2 separate regions of the Mus musculus genome follow, and region 2 is linked to region 1. A link is a contact called in ENCODE Hi-C or POLR2A ChIA-PET data. All regions are on one chromosome and are shown on one strand. Each heading gives the region's core, a stretch centred on a gene start or an enhancer-like site at or near the end of the contact. The rest is flanking DNA. Distances are from core to core; before and after follow the strand shown.

Region 1 (6,611 bases), core at 1,466-3,965:
TCCAGGGCAGTTGTAGGGATGGAGTAGTAGCATGCAGTGTAAAAGCACCCAGTGCAAGTTCAGCCATCAGTAAAGGCAGTTATTATTGATCCTATCCAGCACCCTGCGATCTTCTGTCCTTGAACCTGGTGCTTTTCACTTGCTCATGTGTTTTCCTTCCAGGACTCATATTGGGCACCTAGGACTGAGGCATGCCTGCCCCCAAGAAATTCAGAGCCAGCGGGAAATGGGGATACAGATTATAAGGCATTACGGTCAGCAGACAAAGAAAGCAAAAGGCAATATAGAGAGTGGCCAGGGAAGGCTTCCCAGAGGAGGTGCTGCCCAAGGGAGGGTCACTAGCGAGAGCAGCACAAAGCCAGAGCCACAGCAGTTCCCCAGAGGGGAGCATCCAGTGGGAAATGGGGAGGAGGAAGCAGCATGGTCCAGTCAGTTGGGGAACTTGAACTTTATCTTGAAGAACAAGGTAAAGAGTTTCTGCGGGATCTAGCAATAGGTCAGGTTTATCAAGGTCAGGTTTACATTTCCCACAATTCACTGCGGGGTAGATATGTGATGCAGAGATTGATGGATGAGTAGTTGTGTCCCAGGGACAGAAATGGGCAGATAAGATAAACAGGACACCAGGTTATCCTGGTGCAGTGGGGGCAGGGGAGGGGCAAGGCTCACAGTAGATAACATTAACTATTGTGTTAAATGTTTAGTTCACAGTGTCTAACATCATTACATGTTAGTAGCTCAGTAGGGTGCCTTTGAGCCCCCTAGCACGAGGCGGCAGAGGGCAGCCTGGATTACATAGCCAGTTCCAGGATGGCCAGAGCTACATAGTGAGATCCTGTCTCAACACTTCCCCAGACACACACACAGACACACACAATCTGAGGGAGAAGGGGGCACTATTTATTTGAAGAGGGGGAGGGAACATTTTAGATATATGTCTGGAGAAGGTCCTCAAGCAGATTGCTTAGGAAAAGGATTGAAGGGCTTAATCTATTGGCAGATAGTAGGTCCAATTTGGAGCTTATGAGATTTCTGCACAGTAGGTCATCAGGCCCCCAAACCCACCAGCAAGCCTAGACCAAGTCTGGGAGAGCATGCACTAGCAGAATGGCTGGCGAAGGTTCTGGGCACCAGGGGGCGCACTCGAGCTGAGGGAAGCTGAGTCAGGCTGCTGGGGACACCCTTAGCTCTAAAGCAAGCCGGCTCTTGAAGTGTGGAGAATCTGAGGGATACCGAGTGTTTTCTGAGGGGAGGTTAGTGCCTCTCGTCAGGGAGACTCGGACGGACAGCCAAATCTTTCGTGCTGAGGCTCCATTCCACGTCCAAGCAGGTCCTCAGAGCAGCGCAGCTCCGCTGATGATACAGAAAGGACGGAGCTCTTTGGACCCCTAGTGATCTATCGCGCTCTCCAAAGTCAGACTTAGACTAACTAGGTGCTCGGGATTGCTCACAGCATGAAGAAGGGTGGACGAGAAAGTGTGCCAGCCACATGAAAGAGTCGTTTGGGAAAGTGGGAGGGCAGGGCATGCCAAGGTGACCGGCCTGAACACTGACCGGTCTCTGAAGGCACCGAGAAAAGAGGGCGCGGGATGGGGATGGCGACAACTGGAGGACCAGGGGCTCTTAGTCCAAAATCCTGACTACAGACCCTTAAGGGACACCGATTAAAGACCAGGCAGGAGGCACCTGATTCCAGGCAAGGACCCGGTGAGTCGGGAGATCTAGCAGGGATGCGGTAATTATGCCACGACCTGGGTCGGGGTGTTCTGATACCCGTAGACAGCGCCTGGATAGGACAACGGGGGCTAGGCAGCGAGGAGCCCGGACACAAAGCCCAAGGAGCAGGCCGGGAAACAGCACAAAAGGGCGGTAATGGCCTGCGGAGTTGGAGCATCCGGCCCTGGTTCTCTCCGGGCGAGAACGGTGGTCTATACTGCGGGCCGAACCGCACGGTGCTTGGAGCCCAGCTCGCTGTGGACCAAGACTCCCTGAAACGCTGACCCATGAACTTGACAAGGAAGAGGGCAACGAGAAGGGCGTGGGGCGATGCCCGCGGCGGTCACCGGGTCGAGGGGCACTCCAGTTTAACTGGGTAGAGCTGGGCCTGCCCGAGCCGCCCCCCAGCCCCCCCATTCCTCTTGTTTGTCTCCAAGTCCGGCCGGAACCGGCTTCTGCTCGCCGGGGGGCGGGTGGGTAGCTGCTGATTGGCCGACGCCTGTTTCCAGCCCCACTCAGCCAATCAACGGGCGGCAGTGTTTTTCATCTTAGGATAGGAATAAAAGGGCTGGAAATAAAGGGGACAGAAAAGGCGCCGGGCGGGCCCGATACACACTGGTAGGAGCCGGGTGAGCTGGACTCCCAGGATCCGGGTCTCAGACGAGGGTGCGAGAACCTGAAGCCGCTCGCAGGCAGGGGTTGGAGGGAAGGTGCATACTTGTCAGAGGGACGACACCGGGAGGGAGACGTAACGAAAAAGGCCAGGAGGACAGAGGGACGGGATCCGCTTCTATGGAAACGGGCTAATCGCCGGGGTAACAGCCCGACACGGGGGTCGCGCGGTTGGCTCGCGCCGCCGGTTTGAACCGGCTTCGCCTCTCCCATGCGGGGTTCGCGTGGCGGTAGCGCCTAGCGACCTAAACACTAACCAATGGCGCGGCAGTTCCTGTGCGGTCCCGCCAATGAAAGCGCCGTGGGCGGGCCGTTTCGGGGCTCCCTGTGCTGATTTTGTGGTTGAAGGAACAAGCACTAAGGAAGGGTCTCGAGTGCGGGCGGGCGGGAGCCTGTCAGGGTCCCTGGGAGTGGCAGCTCTCAGGTGAGCCTCTGCTCAGGTGACCTTACTACGAGCTGCCTCCCTTTCCGGCCCCCAAAGTGGCTGTTCAGTCTTGCTTGGGATCAGGACCCGCTCCACGTCCTTGAGCATAATTAGCCCTTTTCCAGCTGCCATGCCTCAGTTTACCTCCGAGTGAACTAAGGGAGAAGCCTTTCCTCTTGGCCAGCGGGGCTCCACTGTGGCCTAAGGTAGCGTTACCAGGTAGCTGCGGGTACGGGGTGGCCCAGGTCCCTGACAGGGCTAGGGTTCTTTTCTTTTGCGGCGGGCACCTATAGCCTGGGCTGCAAGGGACTGACAGGCTGTGCGCCAGCGGCTACACGGGTTGGGTAGAGCCACCGCTGAAGCTGAGGTCTGCGCGCAGGTGTCTGCAGAACCGGAGCCCGACCACCGCCACACCGCACCATGGCGCCCACCCTGGCCACTGCCCATCGGCGCCGCTGGTGGATGGCCTGCACCGCTGTGTTGGAAAACCTCCTTTTCTCCGCAGTCCTCCTGGGCTGGGGTTCGCTGCTCATCATGCTCAAGTCCGAGGGCTTTTACTCCTACCTGTGTACGAAGCCAGGTGAGATGGGCGCCTCGGTCGGGGGCAGGTTTCTGGAGTGGGTCTTTGGGAGAGGGCGGTTGGTGGTGAAGATGTAAGCCAGCTATGCCTGCTTGCTGCACAGCGCCTCTAAGTGCCAAAAAGCCCATTTGATCCTCATCCAGCTCTCTGGGTGCGTATCATTATCATCGTCCCTGTTTGTGGATGGAGAAACTGAGGCTGGGACAAGTCTTCCATTTGCCCAAGCTGTAGACTAATAGACTAATAGACTCCTGCGTGCAGTCAGGAACGTTGCTGGCCTTCTGGTCTTCCAGGGCCTGCAGCATTGCTTGCCTTGCAAAAAAAAAAAAAAAAAAAAAAACATGTGTAAGAAAGAGGAACTCTCATAGGCCGGGGTGCAGCAGGAGAGAGGAAGTGGCTTCGCCTCCACCCGAAGGAAGGTTCATCTAGACCTACATGTTTTTAAGTCAGGCCATTATGGAGTCCCCTTAAAGGCTTGCCAAGATAGAATTTCTTGTCTATTTTTGCTGCTTTATGATTCTCCAAAGGCCATTTCCTCTCCTGAACTGTGAGAACATCTCAGTGGCTTTCAAAACATCGTAGGGAGGAAGAGGAAGGGAGACAGTGGTAGAAGGATGCTTAGACTCTCCAGGACAGACTGCAGGCAGGCTGAGGCTGGCCCACACTACCCCCACCCTTCCTTCTGCCACTCCTGTCTTCATACCCTGGTTGCTGTAGGGTCATCAGTGGGGCCGAGTCAGCTGCCATCCTCTCCCCTTCTTAGGCATCCTTGGTAAGAACTGCTTCTTGCCTTTGTCTCTTGTCTCTGCCCCACCCCGTACCCAGGCTTGACTCTGTAGGTCACTGCTGGCATGTCTTTTTTATTTCTAGAGTCCTATTCATTTACTTTTTTACTTTAAATTTTTTCTTACATTTTTTTATTCATTTATGGGGGCCACAGAACTGGATGACTGACAGAGGACTGCTGTCGATGACAGAGGACTGCTGTCGATGACAGAGGACTGCTTTTGGTTGTTGACACTCTTTTTCCACTATGTGAATTTATGAGGTCAAACTCAGGTTGACAGACTTGGTGGCAAGAGGTTCCACGCCCTGAGTGTCATCTCTAAGAAGTGGGCTTGCTATTTATTTTATTTTATTTTCAAAATAGGGTTTCTCTGTGTAGCCCTGTCTGTCCTGGAACTCAACCCCTAGACCAAACTTGCTTCAAACTCAAGGATCTACCTGCCTCTGCCTCTTGAGTCCTGGGATCAAAGTGCACCATTATTGCTGGGCTCTCAAGAATTTTTTTTTCCCTGAGACAAGGTTTCTCTGTGTAGCCTTGGCTGTCCTGGAACTCACTCTGTAGACCAGGCTGGCCTCGAACTCAGAAATCTGCCTGTCTCTGCCTCCTAAATTCTAGGATCAAAGGTGTGCGCCACCACTGCCCGGCTCTAAAAATTTTTTTGTCTGTAAGGTTGTTTGGTCTTTTGTTCTTCACAAAGGATCTTGCTATGTAGCTGAGGCTAGCCTTTAATTTGTAATAATTCCATCTCATTCTCCTAAGTGGTGGGCTGACAAGCCTATACTGCCTCACCCAGCCTCTCATTCTTAGCAGGAAGGGAAAGCCTTGGACCTGCTCCCACTGCCTGGACCCGAGTCAGTTAGTCTTCACTTCCCTTCTCTGATCTGCCCAGAGGATCCTTAGTGTACAGAGCTTAGCAGGAGAGGAGAAAGGTGGGAGAAAGGGAGAGACCAAAGGCCACCTGGGAGAGGGCAGAAAGCCTATCATTTATAACCAACCTTTAGCCTTTAGCACTCAAAAATGTTTCCTAATAGCCTAAGGTTTCTTGGCAGGTCTTTCCCCACATCAGCAAGAAATCTTGAGAGACTGAGAGTCAGACCTTGTTCCCTGACCAAGCTTTCTCTTTTGCTTCTGGGATGTCAGGAGATTAAAGGCCCCTCTGAAAGGAACAGGTGGGAGTGTTGGCTCTCTTTTGTGCCTTTGTTACAGGATACACTGGGGATTTAAAAAAACAGAAAGAAAAAAAAAAAAAACATCAGCCTATGGCAAAGCTTTTACTACCTCATCCTGAGGTCAGATTTTATCTCTTCTCTTCTCTTCTCTTCTCTTCTCTTCTCTTCTCTTTTTTCTTTTTTTTTTTTTTCTCTTTTTCTTTTTTTCTGACTCATGGCACTGGTGACATCAGATTGTCCACTTTTATACAATCTCTCGGACGGCATGGGCGCCCTGGGGCTGGAAACTGTTTTCCTGGGGAGACGCTGTCTTCTTCCTTCCTTTGGGTGAGGGGAGTCCAGGGATTTCGCCAGCCGAGCGCTGAGTTGGTATTTAAGCCCTTGAGAGACTTGAAGGTCACTCCCACAAACCAGAGTGAAGGGGAAAGGGTCAGGATCATGGGTTGAACATCAACTTCTTATGCCGTGCCTTTGCTCCTGTGTCTGATTTGGGCTTTTCTGATTATCTGGCAAACGCGCTGACCTAGCATCCTTAGCTGGGGAGGCCTGCTGATTCTACACAGCTTATCTCTCCAGCCTCCTGGCTGTGTGGAGTCCCGGGAACCTGTTGACTTTTGGGGCCAGAAACCTCTGCGCTTCCTTGACTGGGAGTGTCTGGTAAAGCTAAGGTCAAGGTTTGCAGTGTGGCCCAACATCGTCAGCCCTGGTGCATGGCTAAGTGGATCGCTTTAGGCCTTTAAAGAGCTGACCTGTATACAGCTGATGGAGAGTCGAATGTCACAGCTTTTTGTTGTCTTTAAGATTGATGGTGTGAATTCGTTCCCCAAAGGAAATTTGCCTGAACCTGTTGAAAGGTTTGGGACTCTAGCCAGAATCGGGCTACAGACACGTTGTGGTGTGGGTTCCAGTTTGGTGGTGTGGAGAGAGGAAAGGAGTCCCTTACCTCTGTGGCCCGGCAGCTTTGCTTTTTCTGTCTCAAGGGCAGGGGCTCGGGAGCTGGGCCTGGGCAGTTAATGAGTTTTGTGTAATAATACACTCCTGGTAATGGCAACTAGAGACCTCTCTTGTCCTTCTGGTGTGGCAATTGAGTGTGTAGTCTGGGAAGAGTGGGGTTTTTTCCCAGGCTAAGTCCCTTGGCTTCTATATTCTATGACCACCATAGAATTCACCTGACATGACCTCTTCCCTTGGTTTGTTGTTGTTGTTGTTGTTCTTTGGTGGATTGGGGGTTGTTGTTTTTGAGACAGGGTTTCATCATACAAC
Region 2 (7,136 bases), core at 3,661-6,160, 130 kb before region 1:
TGATGCTTGCCTAGCAACTGAACTACACCCACACCCTCTTCATGAAACTTAATAAATGCACACTATCAAACACATTATCATGACAAAAATGATAGTCTATATCCTCTCTCTAAAAGTTAAATAAAGATATATATATTTGTCTATGAGATTGGCAGTATCATTTTGTTGATATCATGATTAGTTTTTGTTAACCTGTTACAAACCTAGGCATGTCTTGGAAAAAGGAATCTTAAATTAGAAGATGCCTTCATAAGATTGGCATGTAGGTATGTCTCACTAATGATTGATGTGGAAAGTCACCGAGGATGGTGTCACCCTGGGCAGATGGCCTGGGGTATATAAAAACACAGGCTGAACAAACCACAAAGCAGTAGTCCTCAATGGCTTCTGCTTTAGTTTCTGTCTCAGGTTCCTACCTTGACTTCCCTCAGTGAAGGCATGTCACATGAGAGTTGTAAGAGGAAATAAACCCTTTCCTCCCCACATAGTTTTTGGTTATGATGTTATATGTCAACAACAGAAACTATAACTAATATAGTTGGTTTTCTTTTTTTGTTTGTTTTGTTTTGTTTTGAGACAGGGTTTCTCTGTATGGCCCTGGCTGTCCTGGAACTCACTTTGTAGACCAGGCTGGCCTCGAACTCAGAAATCCACCTGCCTCTGCCTCTGCCTCCCAAGTGGTGGGATTAAAGGCATGCGCCACCATTGCCTGGCTGGTTTTCTTTTTTTTTTAATACATTTATAATGCATTTTAGATTTAAAAAAAAAAATGGCCATGGCATATAATATAAAAAGAAGTGCTTACAAATCACCATGTGCCCTTGCCATAAATTATGTAAAAATTTCCATATGGACATCAGTCTCAAGCTTACAATCTCAGCACTCATGAGCCTGAGGCAGAGGCAGGAGGATGGTGAGCTCAAGGCCAGCTTAGTCTACATAACAAGATCCTGTCCAAATAATAACAACAGTAATAATTTCATACATAGAACTAGAAGGGGCCACTGCAAAGACAGTATGACAAAACCACTGGCCCTGCCTAATTGTATTTTAAATAACTGTCCTCCTCTCTGTAATTTTCAGTTTCTAATTTTTACATAACTACCATGTATTCTTTTTGTAATTTTAATTAGTTTTTTAATAATAGAAACAAGCTAAGTGCTAAGAATATTTTCATATGAACATTTTCAAGGCACTTGATACATACCTCAGATTTGCCCTCCAGGTGAGCAGTACCAATTACGTGCCACCAGCAATGTTAGCTTCCTTTTTTCCCTACCATCTGATTCTGTTTCAGTCTATTCGTAGTTCTGATCTTGTTATATCCCTTTTTATTGTTTCCCTGGGTTCCAACACCTCCCAGTTGAGTGTTCTCATTGAATTTCATTAGCAGCTGTTTCATTAATGGCACAGAAGAAGGATTACAGTGTTAACTAGGATAGACTTTGACAAAGAACTATGAGAACATATCTTATTATCTTTGCATAAATTCTTTTTAATCAAAGTTCCTCAAAAGCCTCTCTCTGTTCCCATCTCAGGGAGTAGGTCTGGCCACTGATGAGTGTCCAGGCCACAGTACAGGTGTGCGTGGTTCTGTCCCTGTGGGAAGGGCACATCTGTGTTGTAACAGGATTCCTGTCTTAACAAGCCTTGCTCAGGCTCTAAGTGGTCCTGAGCTAGCTAACTGCCCTTGGCTTTCCCTTGATTACCAGATAACTATTCACTCTTCTCATTTTGCAGAGCACTTACCAGGTAGCTATGTCCTGGAAGTACGAATGAGTCCTTCTATTGTTTTTCTTTTACTTAAATCCCATTTGAAATGCGCCAGGGACACTTCAATCCAAGGTACACTTTTGCTAAAGAATCACTCATTTTTATATGCAAAATGTCACCTATTAACTGCAGCTGATATGGTACATACATATTCTCTCTTCCTATTATCCACTAATAGGTGACTAATGCGAAATATTGAGTAATTTTTAAAAATCAATACTCAATTTTTTAGAAATAATTAGAGAGACATTCAACTCTGACACCAGCACCCTACTCAGTTCCTGAGCCTTCCTCTGCCGGAGGAGAATCTATAAATAACTCACGAAGCTGACATTACTCACTGTGTTGCAGTCATTTTTTTCTGAGAAAATTTTAGCAACTGTTCTAATAGAGCCTGCCAGTTATCAGTAGTTGAGAATGCAAGTCAACTTTTAATTATGCAGACGCTGATTATTCAGACGACAAATTGTTGGTGCCTGCACGGCTCCTTCCTGCTGCCTACCTTTAACCGTTCTCAGTGCTCATTAGCACATGTTCCAGAAGGTAGGCTTTGGAGGGGCGGACAGGCACTCAAACCAGCTAAGCACTTAGAGAAGCTCTGATGAAAGATGTTAATGCAGTTTGTAGAATTATTGACTAAAATTGAGTCATTTGGATTCCCTGTGAATTGTATTTACATGCCCTGTCCCTGTCCCCCATAGCAACAGATAATAGGATTGTCTGCAGAGAGACAACATAGTTCTTATATTTAATTTTTTCCTTTGTCGAACATTTTCACATGATGGTTCGTGGTGTTTCCTTTGTTCATTACATTTGTATCCAGACTAGTTACTTCTGATAAGCGGTTAGTTAGGATTCCTGGCACGCGGACAGTGACACCACAGTTGTCTGATCGTTTCCCACTTTTTTACAAAACCGTTTGCCTTTAAGAGTCAGTGTTTTGCACATTTCACCCAGATTATTGGAAATATTATTTCCCTCCTGCTTAAACCGAAGCTGTGATCATAATTTAAGCCTTTCTAGGTAGCCGATCTTACATGTATCATACCTATTTCTGGCATATGTTTGTCTATTACAAAGACCTCGTAGGTATGCAGTTAGAAGCCTCTAGTTAAATGAAATGTTGCGTGTGTGATGAACCTGGAGTGGGGATGGCCTTTTGTGTGCCCCAAGGCTGTTGTGTTTCACACAGTTGTTTTCTGCCTCCTCTGGTCTATCACTATCCTGCCACTGCCAGAAAACCCTGCTGTGTGTTCCCCGCGTGGAGGATCTCTGCTTCTGAACTTCTTTGGCCTGAGAAACTCCATAACCAAATCAGTTAGCATTTTGTTTAAAGAGCAGGTAGGCTGTTAGAGCTTGGGTCTTACATGTCTCCCAGGTCCACTTGCCAGCGCCTTGACCACTGTTAACTTTTGTTAACCAACTCATCTTTTGCTGCCTGTTTTTTGGGGGGTTTTTTTGGTTTTGTTTAAGCCAAGATCAGTTATATGGCCCAGGCTGAGCCTCTCTTCCCAGCCTCTCAAATGTTAGAATTACAAGCATGCATCCCTCAGCATACCTTTCCTTTGCTTTTTTTAAAATAGAGTTTTGCCATAGCAACAGAAATCTAACCTAACTAAGCATAGCCGTGCACATGGTATGAGGAACTCACATATGTGTGAATGGAAGTTCATAGAGACCGGCATCACTGCCTAGAGGCCCCTTTCTTCCTTCCTTGCAGTTGTCGTGCTAGCTGACTGTACTACAAAAGAGGTTGTCTGAGGCATAAGACTACCTTCAATAAAACATGCACAGACAGTTTGCTTCTCTGAGATTTCAGAGCAGTGACTACCTTCAATAAAACATGGACAGACGGTTTGCTTACCTGAGACTGCAGAGCAGTTTCCAAAAATTTTAGACAAAGGGTAGGATGAAGAAGGCTGCGGGGTTTTGCACACACTTAAGGTGCGTAAGTAAATAAACTGAGCTACACTGACAGGATGCTCGTTCTAGTAGCCAACCAAAGAGCAGTTGAACCAAAGCACCTAGACTTCAAACATCGTGGGGAGATAATCTTAGGAGTGCTATGCTTCTGCGTCCTACAAGTATTATGAAACTGTCTAGAAAGCACCCCACTGGTAATCCCTTTTTGATTATTTTTTTTATAAATTCTAGTCTTGGGGTTTTGAGTGGCACACAGACATAATGGTTAGGCTTCGGTGTGTGCTCATTCACTTTGCTTCCTGGGGACCAGAGTTTGCGATGAGTCATGTTCCATCTGATTTCTGTCGGATCCGGCTGCAGAGCCATGACTCAGATGGGCTTCAGGCCCAGCTGCTCAGTTCATCTTCTGGGGAATAGATGACAAGGACGGGACAAATGTCCTGACGCACATTTCCTTCTGTTCTTGCACTTCCAGGGTCTAACGAGAGCATCATTACCAACAGCAGGCAGATACGCCTTGCCACAGGCATCTTCCCTGTTGTCAGCCTCCTGAACCACTCCTGCAGGCCCAACACCAGTGTGTCCTTCACTGGCACTGTCGCCACCGTCCGGGCAGCACAGAGGATCGCAAAAGGACAGGAGATTCTGCACTGCTATGGTGAGCCAGCCTTTCTTTCCACTACCCTGCTGTGCCTCACACCTCACATGAAAAGGATAAGGGGACAGGAATCAGCAGATATGGGCCCAGTGCCTCTACTCATCCTCTGAGTCTTTCCTGGAAAGGGCAATGCATCCTTGGGCCAATAAAAAAGGTCTTCTGGCTGTAATAAAAAAGCCCGTTGAGGGCAGTGAGCCATATCCCTCCATGCCTTGTAGACAGCCTATCCTGAAAATGAGCGAGGAGCACTTTCTTGGCTTCTTTCTTCCTGCCCCAGCAGCTTGGAAACGTATCCACTTTCACCCGTGTTTTGTTGTTTTTTCTGAGATGATAGGGCAGAGTACCCAACCTCATATAGGCTAGGCTAGTGTCTATCACTGAGCCAGGACCCCAACCCAGCACCACCATGCCAGTCACGTGATGACTAGGCCAGCCCCTCGGTAGAGTAGGCATTGACTCTCTTGGTGTGACTAGGAACTGTGGGTAATCTCTCTCCAGGGCCTCACGAGAGCCGGATGGGCGTTGCTGAGAGGCAGCAGAGGCTGAGTTCTCAGTACTTCTTTGACTGCCGCTGTGGGGCCTGTCACGCTGAGACACTGAGAGCAGCTGCAGCTCCCAGATGGGAAGCCTTCTGTTGTAAGACTTGCAGAGCGCTCATGCAGGTAAATCTCTGCTGTTCCCAGGGGCAGGGCTCCAGCTAAAGGTTGTCAGTCGCCAGGAGAACCATTCCTGCTTCCCTTCTTGTAACTCCTCCCTACATGTCGCCCGGTCCTGCAGAAAACACAGGTTGTATTTCCTAATATTTTCCCTATAAGTGACACAAAATCTTAAATTACACAAAGGGACCAAAAAAAAAAAAAAAAAAAAAGCCCTAGAAATTTACTTGCTCAAATAAGTCATCAAAAGTTGTGCATCAGGCCTAGCACTTGGGTACTGGTAACCCTAGCACTCAGGAGGCTGAGGAAGAAGGATCTCAAGTCGGAGGCCAGTCTCAAGTGACACCCCATCTAAGAGATCACCATTCCAAGGAGCTATTTCAGAGATGGTTTAATCTGGGGACCCAGATTGTGGATTTTCTGTCTGTTCAATTCCATCTCTCTGTGCTGGCCTCATCAGACACACTCTGTAGTAACTGTGGGAAAATCCGACCCACATAGTTTTCCCTCAGCCTTTGACCCAGAGGGAAGAGCCACAGTGGAGAGCATGAGAGCAGACCCTTGGGTGCTACTGCCAGGTAATGGTGTAGACACTGGAGTCTTCAACATTCATGCCCCAATGCAAAATGGTCTCCACACCAGAGCATGGCATTCTCATTAGAAATAAGTAAATGGAATTGGCTGTGTTGAAAATTGTAAAGCCAAGGGTCAAGAATGAAGCCTTCCCCAGCATGTTTTGTTTTGTTTTGTGTTTTAGGCAGCGTCTCTCTGTGTAGCCTTGGCTCCTGCCCTCTGCTACCTCTCCCAGGTGTGCCACCATGCTGGGCCTAAGCGCCCTGTGCATTAGTGCTCCCTCGATCCTGCTCACTCTTGAGACAGTCTTCCTTCTACTCTGTATCCCCAGATAACCTAGAGTTCACTTCAGAGCCCAGGCTGGCCTCAAACTTGAGATCCTCGTGTCCCAGCTTCTCAAATGCAGTGATATTTACAGGCCTATACCTGGCTTTCCCTGATAGATTCCTAGTAAGATGATTATCCTTTGAGCCATATCTCTCTTCTGCTTCTTCCTCTCTTCCTGCAGGGTTGATCTAGAATTTATTCTAAAGCTGACTGGCCTCAGAATTGCCATCCTACTGCCTTTAGTTTCCAAGTGCCACTTTACTGCAATGTGTCACCACATCCAGAGTTCTGTGTTTGTTTATTTGTCTGTTTTTGAGACAGGGTTTCTCTGTGTAGCCCTGGCTGTCCTGGAACTCACTCTGTAGACCAGGCTACCCTCAAATTCACTGAGATCTGCCTGCCTCTGCCTCCAGAGTGCTGCTGTACACTACCACCACCCATCCAGCTTTCTATATTGGTTTTCCTATGGCGTTTTAAAATAGCCATTATACGTGTGTTTATCATCTAAAGTCCTGGTCCCAAAAGGAGATGAGAGGGGCTGCTAAGGTGAAAAGGATTACAAACGCTTATCAATTCTGTTCAAAAATTAAACCTCAGAGTGGGATTAGCTGCTTCTTTCATTAGAATTGCTATCAGAATTCACTCAGGCCTTGTTTGCGTGTGTTATTGAAGAAGTCTCTTCCTCATCAGGTCAGTGACTCCTTAGCTCAAGTACATGCAATATGCAGTATTGATAACTGTTCTCGCTTAGGAATAAAAATAGAACTGACTTCCACAGGGAAATGATGTGCTGAGCTGTAGCAACGAATCTTGCACAAACTCTGTCAGCAGGGACCAGCTAGTCTCTCGCCTGCAGGACCTTCAGCAACAGGTCTGCATGGCCCAGAAGCTTCTCCGAACCGGTAAACCAGGTGAGATTGGCTCCCTCGCCCTAGGCCTCAGCCCTTCCCTTGTTTATTTTGGTATCACCTTGCCTTACTGAGCAGTCCTCAATAAATGACTGAGGACTTGAATTTAATTATCCCAGCACCAGCCACAAGATGGCTATGTAGGCCAGTGAGACCAGACTGTGACCAGCTGTTACTCTGGTGCCCTTGAAAGTCTTCCTGATGGTTTAAGCTGTGTCTGCTGCGCCAGATAGTTCTAGCAGCTCGAGCACCAGAAAGGCTGTCTGACTTCCATGGGCTTTGTGTGGCTCCAGAGGTCCAATGCCATCATCTGATTCC

Evidence for each region. A loop is a pair of places that touch in the nucleus more often than their neighbours do. ChIA-PET counts read pairs that join two places held with the same protein, here RNA polymerase II (POLR2A).
Region 2: a loop to region 1 is called in a map of v-Abl transformed pro-B cells, with 2.4 times the contacts of the local background. The contact joins the enhancer-like site here to the promoter of Slc43a2 in region 1. A Hi-C loop is called at or near these places in 1 of 37 maps with a recorded cell type or tissue (v-Abl transformed pro-B cells). POLR2A ChIA-PET finds 5 or more read pairs at or near these places in 1 of 5 experiments (Patski).

What each region holds. Positions count from the first base shown.
Region 1 is chr11:75,529,397-75,536,007 of GRCm38, forward strand. It overlaps Slc43a2 (solute carrier family 43, member 2), which reads left to right and starts at 2,716. Exons shown (of 14, transcript NM_001199283.1): 1 at 2,716-3,018; 2 at 3,192-3,392. The coding sequence starts at 3,233.
Region 2 is chr11:75,395,430-75,402,565 of GRCm38, forward strand. Smyd4 (SET and MYND domain containing 4) reads left to right here. Exons shown (of 11, transcript NM_001102611.1): 6 at 4,172-4,354; 7 at 4,853-5,016; 8 at 6,689-6,821. Among named protein-coding and RNA genes, the nearest start is that of Serpinf1, 24 kb to the right of the region's middle. Within about 2 kb of position 4,911, at least 2 of the 3 ENCODE cell types and tissues checked have a DNase peak (open chromatin) inside an H3K27ac peak, as active enhancers do.